Linked DNA regions of Homo sapiens: region 2 is linked to region 1. The links are chromatin contacts, found by Hi-C or POLR2A ChIA-PET in ENCODE. All regions are on one chromosome and are shown on one strand. The core of a region is the stretch at or near the end of the contact, and the rest is flanking DNA. Distances in the headings are between cores, read along the strand shown.

What was found. Hi-C counts contacts between places; a loop is a spot of excess contacts on that map. ChIA-PET counts read pairs that join two places held with the same protein, here RNA polymerase II (POLR2A). Pooled maps may share reads with other maps.
Region 2: a map of breast epithelium shows a loop between it and region 1 (26-fold over the local background). The contact joins the promoter of PTF1A here to the enhancer-like site in region 1. A Hi-C loop is called at or near these places in 2 of 168 maps with a recorded cell type or tissue (breast epithelium and naive thymus-derived CD4-positive, alpha-beta T cell), 4 of 37 single-sample maps with no recorded cell type and 3 of 50 pooled maps. POLR2A ChIA-PET finds 5 or more read pairs at or near these places in 1 of 52 experiments (WTC11).

The regions. Positions count from the first base shown.
Region 1 is chr10:23,155,754-23,161,090 of GRCh38, forward strand. No RefSeq gene overlaps it. Among named protein-coding and RNA genes, the nearest start is that of PTF1A, 34 kb to the right of the region's middle. RefSeq lists an enhancer at 1,532-1,721. Within about 2 kb of position 2,803, at least 2 of the 41 ENCODE cell types and tissues checked have a DNase peak (open chromatin) inside an H3K27ac peak, as active enhancers do.
Region 2 is chr10:23,189,367-23,194,703 of GRCh38, forward strand. It overlaps PTF1A (pancreas associated transcription factor 1a), which reads left to right and starts at 2,946. Exons shown (of 2, transcript NM_178161.3): 1 at 2,946-3,948; 2 at 4,338-4,879. The coding sequence starts at 3,165. The coding sequence ends at 4,540.

The sequences.
Region 1 (5,337 bases), core at 1,553-4,052:
CCTTGGGGAAGTATTAGGGTTGCCACAAATCCTTTTTTCCTTCTCCTATTTGGAATTAGGCAGAGTCTAATTCTCATTCCTGTGAATCTGAGCTGGCCTAGGTGACTTGTGTGACAAGCAGAACGTGGCGGAGGTGACGCTGCAAGCCTTCTGAGGCTCGGTCAGCAGCAGCCTTGTGGCTTCCCCCTCCATCTTCTTGAACACTTGCTCCAGGGGGAGCCAGCTATGCTGTAAGGTGCCCCACCATCCTGAGATGGCCACGCTGGAGAGGCTTCATGGAGGACGATCTCGGCAGTTCCAGCTGAGCCCAGCCTCACAGCTGTCCCCGCTGAGGCACCAGGTGTGTGGGTGAAGCCATCTGGTACCCTCCAGATCACTTGATAGCCAAATACTTAAATGATCTTAGTCTGAGCCAAGGGGAGAGAGGAACTGCTCAGCTGAGCCTGCCTGAATTTGTAGCCCACAGAATAGATGTAATAAAATGGTGGTGGTTTTAAACCACAGAATGTTGGGGTGATTTGTTAGGTAGCAATAGACCACCAGAACAAGTACCAGCCACCAAAGCTGAATGTACCCAGATCCTAGGACCTATGCATCCTACTTCTGGATAAATATCTCACAAATATTTGTCTCTATGTGCACCAAGACACAACAAGAAAGGTCATAGCAGCGTCATATTCATAACGGCACCAAACTGGAATCAATGTAAAAAAAAAAACCAAGATGAGAACGATCCATCTGCTGGGCTAGACTGCATGGAACAGGAAAGTCGCAGAGGGTAGGAACGAGAGAAATCTGGAGGGGCCTTTGTGACCTAATTAGGAGCATTCCCAATCACTCGGCTGTGCGGTGCTGATGATGACGCCCACCTTCACCACTTCCTCCACCCACACTGCACGTGTGAGCCGGCCCTTCTCCAGAGCCAACCCCATTTTCCTCCTATGTATTTGTTCTGGTCAATACAAGCTTACAGCGTGCCAGGCACTGTGCCTGTTGAAAAGAAAGAGAGAGAGGATGGAAGGAAGGAAAGAAGAAGGAAAAGGAGGGAAGGAGAAGGGAGGAAAGAAAGGAAAGGAGAAGGAAAGAAAGGAAGGGAGAAGGAAAGAAAGGAAAGGAGAAGGAAAGAGAGGGAGGGAAGAAAGGGAGAAGGAGCGGGAGGCAGGAAGGAAGGAATTAAGGAAGACAGGAAGGAAGGAAATAAGGAAGACAGGAAGGAAGGAAATAAGGAAGACAGGAAGGAAGAGAGGAAGGGAGGGAGGATGGAAGGAAGAGAAAAAACAAAAAGAGAGGAAAGGAGGAAAAGAGGGAGGAAGAAAAATAGAAAGGAAGCAGGGAGGGATGAGGGGAGAGAAAGAAAGGGAAAGAAACCAACTAGCTATTAAAATATCTTTCATTTAGGAATCACAGGCCTGTGAACAATTCAATACAGCAAAACAGCAGTGCTGTGCAGGTCTGCGCACTTCTTTTGTGTGGATCAAAGGATTTTGCCTTTAATGCACAACCTGTCTTCTCTACCAGACTAGAAAGGAAACTCCTTACCACTAGGGACTTTTTACTGATCTTAACTTCCTGCAGTGTCCAGCACAAGGCCTTGTGCATGATAGGTACTTTCAAAACATTTTTAAAAATGGAAGAACTACATTAAACGTGAGCGACCAACTCTCAGGTGGTTGGGTTTGCGAGGTCACCCACGAGATGACCTTGAGCTGATGCGAATGGTCCATCTTGCTGCAATCAGCAGAACTCAGCCTCTGAACGCCCTCACTGCACCGCCACACTAAGCACACTAGAGTCAAGGACTATGGGCAGCCAAGTGCGTCCAAAAACAAATGCCCCTGCCTGACGGCCCATGACTCTGTCATCATAATGAGCGGTGAGCTCCAGGCACCGGATGGTCCCGTGTAATTAATTATGCAGCGTCGTAAAAAGGCAGGCAGGAAATGTCCTCTGGTCAACCGGGGAGGGCAGAGTCCTGGGGGCTGAAGAGGGTCCCGCAGGTGGAAATAAGCACCCAGGAGCTTTGGGGGATCTTGCTACACTTGCTTCTGTTGTCCAGGGGGTGGGCTCCCTAGACACCTGAGAGGCACAGCATTCTTGTGTCAGGACAGGGCTGAGCTGCAAAGCCCCTGTCGCCTCCCACAGCAAGGGCAGGTAAACCTCAGTGATCCATACCCCACCGACCAGCTGTAGTTTAGAAATTTCACACACACGCGCGCGCACACACACACAGAGTTGGAATGCAAAGTATGCATTAACTTAATGTGGTTTTAAAATTATTAAATATCCCTTATCAACCAACTAGAAATGTGCAACTAATATTAGCGGTGGGAGGAGGGTTCTCGAATTCTAAACGGTAGATTCTGTTTGAGGTGTCTAAACTAAGACAAAAAATTTCACATGTGTGACTCATCCAAACCATTAGAGGGCGACCTTCACCTTTACAAGTCTTTTGAGCAATTGTGGGGGGTGGTGGGGGAAGGCAAGATCCTGACATGTATTGAATGGACTTTGTGTTGTAGACTAAGGCACTATGGAAGAAAAATGGTAGCTACCAAAATTAATATACAAATATTGCTAAAATGCCATATCTATTTTGCATAGAGTGGAACTGAATCAATTGTATCTCTTGAATTTTGCTTTAGCTCTGCCTAAATTGACCTAAAGTCCTCAGTCAATTCCTTCATCCTTGGAATTTAGCCAAGGATTTGTGTTAACAGACTGTTTCGTTGCATTTTTCTATTTTCCAAATAAGTGAGTTGATGCGCGACAGGATTGTTTATGAGGGGGGGATGAGTTCTGCAAGAGCCCACCAGAGGGAGCCAAATGACTGCTTTAGAACCCTTCATTCACTGCTGCTTTGCTTTTCCTCTTTGGGAAGCTGCTTAATCAAACCCATTGAACACCCTTCCCTCCCCTCCCACCACCCGAGACACTTAAAAAATTAGAAGTAATCCTAGCACCAGAAATGCACATTCCGTATTTTCTTAGCCCACAGACTATGAACAAACAAATAATACTGCTGTGGCGAGGTATTTTAACAGTGTGAAAATTGCCCACTTAATAGGGAATAGAATAATTAAAGAGATCTTGGCTTAGGAAAAAAAGTGAAACGGCGGACACACAGTGAGAAAAAAATCCGGTCAAGTACAGTGACCTGCCAGGGGATGGGAGAGAATTCGAGAACCAATTAGGATTCTAAACAACTTACCCAACTGAACAGATCACTTTTCTCCTATTTTCAACGAACATTTCAAGCATCTGCTTTCAAAGGAGCCTTGACAGTGACTGTTTCTTCTTTCATTTTTTATTTTTATTTATTTATTTATTTATTTTTTTGAGACGGAGTCTGGCTCTGTCGCCCAGGCTGGAGTGCAGTGGCGCGATCTCGGCTCACTGCAAGCTCCGCCTCCCGGGTTCACGCCATTCTCCTGCCTCAGCCTCCCGAGTAGCTGGGACTGCGAGTAGCTGGGACCACGAGTAGCTGGGACCACAGGCGCCTGCCAACACGCCCGGCTAATTTTTTTGTATTTTTAGTAGAGACGGGGTTTCACCATGTTAGCCAGGCTGGTCTCGATCTCCTGACCTTGTGATTCGCCCACCTCGGCCTCCCAAAGTGCTGGGATTACAGGCGTGAGACACTGCGCCCGACTGTTTCTTCTTATGCTGTGATGGGGGTTAGCTCTGCTAGGAAGTTTCTAGACGAACACATCCTCCCTGGTTCTGTGCTGCTTCAGACCTATGAGACCCTCTGTTCAGATCAACAGCATTTGCCCACTGGCATTTGCCATTATTGGCATTCTGAAGGCCAGGATCTGCTGGGAAAATGGTGTATCTGAATTTCAGCCACGTTCTTAAAATATCCATCCTTGGCTGGGCGCCGTGGCTCAAGCCTGTATTCCCAGCACTTTTGCAGGCTGAGGCCAGGAGTTCGAGACCAGCCTGACCAACATGGTGAAACCCTGTCTCTACTGAAGATACAAAAATTAGCTGGGCGTGGTGGTGCGTGCCTGTAATCCCAGTTACTCGGGAGGTAACTGGGATTGAGGTGGGAGAATCGCTTGAACCTGGGAGGTGGAGGTTGCAGTGAGCCGAGATCGTGCCACTGCACTACAGCCTGGGTGACAGAGTGAGACCCTGTCTCAAAAAAAAAAAAAAAAAGAAAAAAAATCCAACCTCTTTCTTGACACTCTTACCTTTCTACCCACAACCTGAGGGGCTAATACATCTTTCCTCTTATGTGGCACACACTTTGTAATATATTATAGCTCCAATTCAATTCCATAGTTATTTTTAATCTGACTTTCCTATTAAACTGTCAGTTCCTTGAGAAAAGAATTTTGTCTTAATACTCTCCCTAGCCCCAGAACCAAGCAGGATGCAATGCACACACTAGGAGTAATTCAATGTTATGGATAAATGATATCTTTATGAACAAGGTGTAAAATAATAAATAAGAACTAAGAGACAGCAGGTATTTACATGGTGCCAGTCTCGGTCTAAGCACTAGATGTGTTCACTCATTTCATCTGCAGAAATGCGCTGTGAAACAGGGGATAGGCACTACAAGTGTCTACATTTTTAAATTGGCAAAACTAAGGTGATGGATGAGGAGGATTAAGTAACTTGCCCAGGGACACGAGTAGTAGAAGCTGAGACTGGGGTTTGAACCCCAGGAGCCTGATGCCAGAGCCTATGCACACAACCGTAAGACCATAAAGAGCCACACCAGAGAATGGAGACAGGATGGTTATGCAGGTCACAACCTGCTTAATGACTATACTCAAAGTGTGCTGATTAATTCACAACCAATAAAATCTTGACTAGAGTAACATGTTACTTCCCTCAATGTGTTAGGTAGGGCAAAAAGCTGAGCTACTGGAACAAGAGAACACCCCTTCCAAATATAATGGCTTAAAGACCAAAAAGCACGCGTTTTTCACTCAAGTAATAGTCTGGGGTGTGTGTTCTGTGTCAGTGAGCAGCTCTGCTCCGTGTGGTCATCCAGGGACTTGAGATCTTCCATCGTGGAGCTCTGCCATCCCTGAGGGCCTTTTCTCTGTGTGGCTGGGGCTGGGCCATACTGTGTCCAGGCTGCACCCAGCAGGAAGGCAAAAGAGACATGGGGAAGGCACACTCACTGTCTTGACGCCTCATCTTTGGGGAGAACTTAGTCATGTAGCCACATTTAACTGCTGGGAAATGAGGTCTTGCTGACTGGAATATTATTTGGCAAAAAAGGAGGAATCAAGTACTGATACATCCACAGTGTGGGTGAACCTAGAAAACATTAAGCTAGTGAAAGAAGCCAGTCACATAGGACCACACACTGCATGATTC
Region 2 (5,337 bases), core at 1,696-4,195, 34 kb after region 1:
CAGAGGGCAGCCATCCACATGGTTGTGACCCCTAGTGACCCAGAGAAAATTTCCTTTATTAGCGGAGAAGTCTTTCTTCTTTTTATAAGAGAAAAGAATGATCATGTCTTACTTAAAGCCTGTGTGTGTGTGTGTGTGTGTGTGTGTGTGTGACACAGTGTCACTGTCTGTAGGCCTTGTCCTAGATTCTCAACAAGGCCAGTATGCACACAGCTAGCAATTCTTTAAAAACTTCGAGGGCAGTGGAGGGAGGAGGAGGAGGAGGAAGGGTAGGAAGGGCTATGTCTGAAACAAGTGAGTACGTTTTCTGTTCCTCCTATCCCATGCTCATTCATGCACCCCTAGGAGCCACCCAGAGCCTGCAGGCTAGTTCTGCCCCCTTCATAAGACAATAAGCTTGCTAGCAGCAATGAATTTCCCATGAGCTCACTGGGTGCTCAACGTGAATTTCTCTGTAACTCTTCTGCAAACTCATCAAAAATGTCAGATGATTTTCTGTGGAAGTGGATTGCTAAAATCATATTGAATAAAAAGATACCCATATATAGCCGGGCACGGTGGCTCATTCCTGTAATCCCAGCACTTTGGGAGGCCAAGGTGGGTGGATCACTCGAGGTCAGGAGTTCCAGACCAGCCTGGCCAACGTGGTGAAACCCTGTTTCTACTAAAAATACAAAAATTAGCCAGGCGTAGTGGCGGGCACCTGTAATCCCAGCTACTCGGGAGGCCAAGGCAGGAGAATCGCTTGAACCTGAGGGGTGGAGGTTGCCATGAGCTGAGATCGTGCCACTGCACTACAGCTTGGGCGACAGAGCAAGACTTTATCCCCCAACCCCCACCCTCCCCCCAAAAAAAGAAAAAAAAAGATACCCATATATTCACACTCACTCCCCTGTCTCCCAGTCCTCCACCTACCCACATGTCTATGACACACAGTTTCTCAAGAGCCACCAGTCTAGAGAGCCACCAGAGAAAGCCTTTCAGCCTCTTGAAAAGAGACTTTGTAGGCTCAATTCTAGTCTTCTCTGCAGTGGATAGTTGTCAATATTTCCGATAAGGCTTTGAAGCTGGGTAATTTGCTACTCTTGCATGTCTTCACATTGACCCACGGGCACGGGCATGTTTCCACTTAGTTTTAGTCTACGTGAGGAAGGGGAGGGTGCACATCACTAGCTGGCTAGATCTCTGGCCTTGATACACACACACACACACACACACACACACACACACACACACCCCTTCCCTTCCTTTGAGGTCAGAAAGAGAAATCTAATTGCAGAGAATCACAGCTCAGGCTCTATCACCGGGAAACTGTCCATATTTGCCTTTAAGGATATGCAAATAGTGAACGACTCCTTCACTGTGAAGGCTGAGAAACTAACACAGGAAAAAACTACTGAAAACCAGTCAGTCCTTGGGTTAAAATTGTTTGGGGTTGTTGGCAGTTCAAGGTAAGGCAATCTCTGGCCTTCTAACCTTATATATCTTTTGGTTTAACTCTTTGTTCTCAATTCAGTTAATTACAGTGCAATGTCTAAAACCAAGAAGCGTATTTAAATCACTAATCTGAAGAGGCATGACTTGGAATTTGAGAGGCGTCTGAATACCCAACAGAAGCCTCTAGTGAGACAAGTGCCTGAAAAAGGAAGCGGCCCAGGAGGACGACTCCTTTCAGTCCTCTGTAGAGAGAATACGCACGATGGCTGCGCTTCTGAACTCTCCCGGGGTGGAAGCTGCAGCCTGGCTTTTAACCGGAATTGCCCAGACCTTGAAAGTGTTTCTTTGTTGCTCTTAAAAAGAGGAATTCACGTTGCATCGCAGTCTGTGATAAAGTCTGTCTTGGGGCAGAGCTGCATACGTTTTGTGTTTTTTTTTTTTTTCAGAAAAGAAAGGTCGAGAAAGAAAAAAACAAGTCATTCAGGGATGGTCCCTGTGGCCAGTCGGAAAGGTGAGAGACTCGGGCTTTGAAAACGATTCACATTCTGCCCTTTAACTTCAATGCCTTCCCTCCGGACTGCGCCGGAGCAGACGATTCAATGGACTCCTTTTGTATCCAGTTTATTGCTCAGAATCCCTAGGGTCTAGATTTGCTCTCAGAAGAAACGCGCCCCGCTGAGCTGCTCTGGGGGCTGCCCCTCCCGTCTCCCCATTCCTTTCTCCGGGCCGGGGAGGGCAGGGGAGGCAGCCACTGAGCCGATGTCGCTGGGGACCCGCACCAGGCACCACAGCCAGGCTCCAGAGCGGAGTCCCATAGGTGCGCTCCCAGCCCCCGTGTTGCGTCTGGAACGCAGTGGGAGTGGGCCCGGATCACCTTCCAATGACACCCGCATATACTCTGCAAACTGTGCAAAAGCCCTTGAAAAGTCCAGAGATGGGACAGAAGCCCCCAGCAGAACCCAGGCCGGAGCCCCGCGCACCTCGGATAAGGGGGTGGCGGAATGCACCCACCTGGTCCCTGAGGGCAGCACCCTTAGATTGCCCAGGCTGCCGCGGAGGAGGACGATCGCCGCGCGGGCTCCGCTCTCGCCGTCTGGGCCACCGGCGCGCACCCCTAGGAACTTCTCTGGCCGCGTGTAGACGCGGCGCGCGGCTGCCCCAGTCCCAGGGCGGAAGGAGCCGGCGCTGCTCAGCGCGCGCGGGTACGCAGCGGGCACCGCGGGACGCAGGTGCCCCTGGAGCCGCACGCGGGGCAGGTACAGAATCCAGTATGCAGAGGCAGAGGAGAGGGAAGAGAGCGGTGCGAGGAGCCCCGGGCCGCGCGACCCCGCCTTTTCCTCGCCCCAGGAGCTCCCAAAGGGAGCAAAACGCCCCCCACCCCCGCCCACCGCCGCGCCTCCGGGCCCCCTCGCCGCCGGCACACCGCGCTCTGATTGGCTGGCGCGATGGGTCCCTGGCACGCGCCTATGGATGTTGTTATAAGAATCCTCGCGTGCCGGCCCTCAGCTCCAGGAAGTCCGCCACAGCCCTCCCCAGCGCAGCGCGAGCGCGGGCCAGAGCGCAGCGGCCGCGGGCACTCCAGGGAGGCCCGGGGGCGGGCAGCCCGGCGGCCGCCTAGCTGCCCCCAGCCAGGGCCCCGGGAGGGAGGGGCTCGGACGGGCCTTAGAAACTCACCAAGAACTAACACGCGCAGCCCGGCAGTCCCGCTGCCCACTGCGGCGGCGAGCATGGACGCGGTGTTGCTGGAGCACTTCCCCGGGGGCCTAGACGCCTTTCCTTCTTCGTACTTCGACGAGGACGACTTCTTCACCGACCAGTCTTCACGGGACCCCCTGGAGGACGGCGATGAGCTGCTGGCGGACGAGCAGGCCGAGGTGGAGTTCCTTAGCCACCAGCTCCACGAGTACTGCTACCGCGACGGGGCGTGCCTGCTGCTGCAGCCCGCGCCCCCGGCCGCCCCGCTAGCGCTCGCCCCGCCGTCCTCGGGGGGCCTCGGTGAGCCAGACGACGGCGGCGGCGGCGGCTACTGCTGCGAGACGGGGGCGCCCCCAGGCGGCTTCCCCTACTCGCCCGGCTCGCCGCCCTCGTGCCTGGCCTACCCGTGCGCCGGGGCGGCAGTACTGTCTCCCGGGGCGCGGCTGCGCGGCCTGAGCGGAGCGGCGGCTGCGGCGGCGCGGCGCCGGCGGCGGGTGCGCTCCGAGGCGGAGCTGCAGCAGCTGCGGCAGGCGGCCAACGTGCGCGAGCGGCGGCGCATGCAGTCCATCAACGACGCCTTCGAGGGGCTGCGCTCGCACATCCCCACGCTGCCCTACGAGAAGCGCCTCTCCAAGGTGGACACGCTGCGCCTGGCCATCGGCTACATCAACTTCCTCAGCGAGCTCGTGCAGGCCGACCTGCCCTTGCGCGGCGGTGGCGCGGGCGGCTGCGGGGGGCCGGGCGGCGGCGGGCGCCTGGGCGGGGACAGCCCGGGCAGCCAGGCCCAGAAGGTCATCATCTGCCATCGGGGCACCCGTAAGTGCTTCCGCTTCCCAGCTCAGGGAGAAGGGGTCGGGCACTCGAAGGCTCCGGAGGGGCTGGGGGAGCTGACTGCCAAGCAGACAGTCGGACCGACGGATTGTCGGTGGGCACGGAAAAACTTGAATGCGAGCTCGCGTTTCTCGTTTTTTTTTTTTTTTTTATTTTTCTGCCACGTTGACCGCGGCTCTCAAGGGCGCGCGTCCCCGCCAGACTTGCAGCTCCTCGGATTCCTGGGAGGGGACGGTGGGGACTTGAAGTGTGGAGGAAGAGGGTGGTTCTAGTATAACCGGAGAGCACCCAGGAAAGGGTCCTAAAGGACCTGATGGGACCAATGGGAATGTGGTTGGATATTCACAGTCTGTTTTCTCTTCTCACCTGTCCAGGGTCCCCCTCCCCCAGCGACCCTGATTATGGCCTCCCTCCCCTAGCAGGACACTCTCTCTCATGGACTGATGAAAAACAACTCAAGGAACAAAATATTATCCGAACAGCCAAAGTCTGGACCCCAGAGGACCCCAGAAAACTCAACAGCAAATCTTCCTTCAACAACATAGAAAACGAACCACCATTTGAGTTTGTGTCCTGAGAAGTCCCAGACTCGGCTGAAGATCTGATTATGTCTCTGTGCATATTGTACATGTAAATATCTATAATGTAAATGTAATTTAAGAATCAAATTTTTCGAATGGCAATCAACTGTTTATTATTTATCTATTTATTATCCTGTTGAGTTGATGAAATAGATGATTTCTTTTTAAATATATAATTTATATAACTTATCCTGATTTTCTGAAAATATGCAATAGCCTATGATTTTCCTGAACTCTGTGTTGTTGGGAGAACTCTGGCCAGAAAACGTCCTGCTTATTTATTGCCAGATATGGTTTATTTCTAAGCGTTGTCAATAAATGCTATTTACACCTTTTCCTGAAGGTTTTTGAGTACATGATTTGATAGATACTCTTTAAAAAGAATTAACTTAGTAAAAATTAACCAAACCAGAGACTCAAAGTGTAGCTTTTTAGTAAGAAACTACATTTCAGACTTAGCCTAAAGGTGGGTAGGTTAGAGGATTAGACCTCAACTTTCTATGACAGCACTTCATCTAGGTCGCCTGCCCTACACAGCAACTTTTGTCTGTATTTTGGGCCACCTTCCAAACACCCTATGCAAATACATCCTGGAGTATTTATTGTTCCCATTTTGCAGATGGTAAAGTTAAGGCTCAGAGATGACATTTGACTTACCCAAGGTCACCCCTACGTTGTCTATTCCTGGTGTATAAAAGTGAGCGCGCGGTGCACTGTGGGAGCAGGGAGCTAGTGGGCTAAGCGAATGGGCCTTTCTGCTTCCACTGGCTGGGAAAGGGGCTACTCTTGAGCT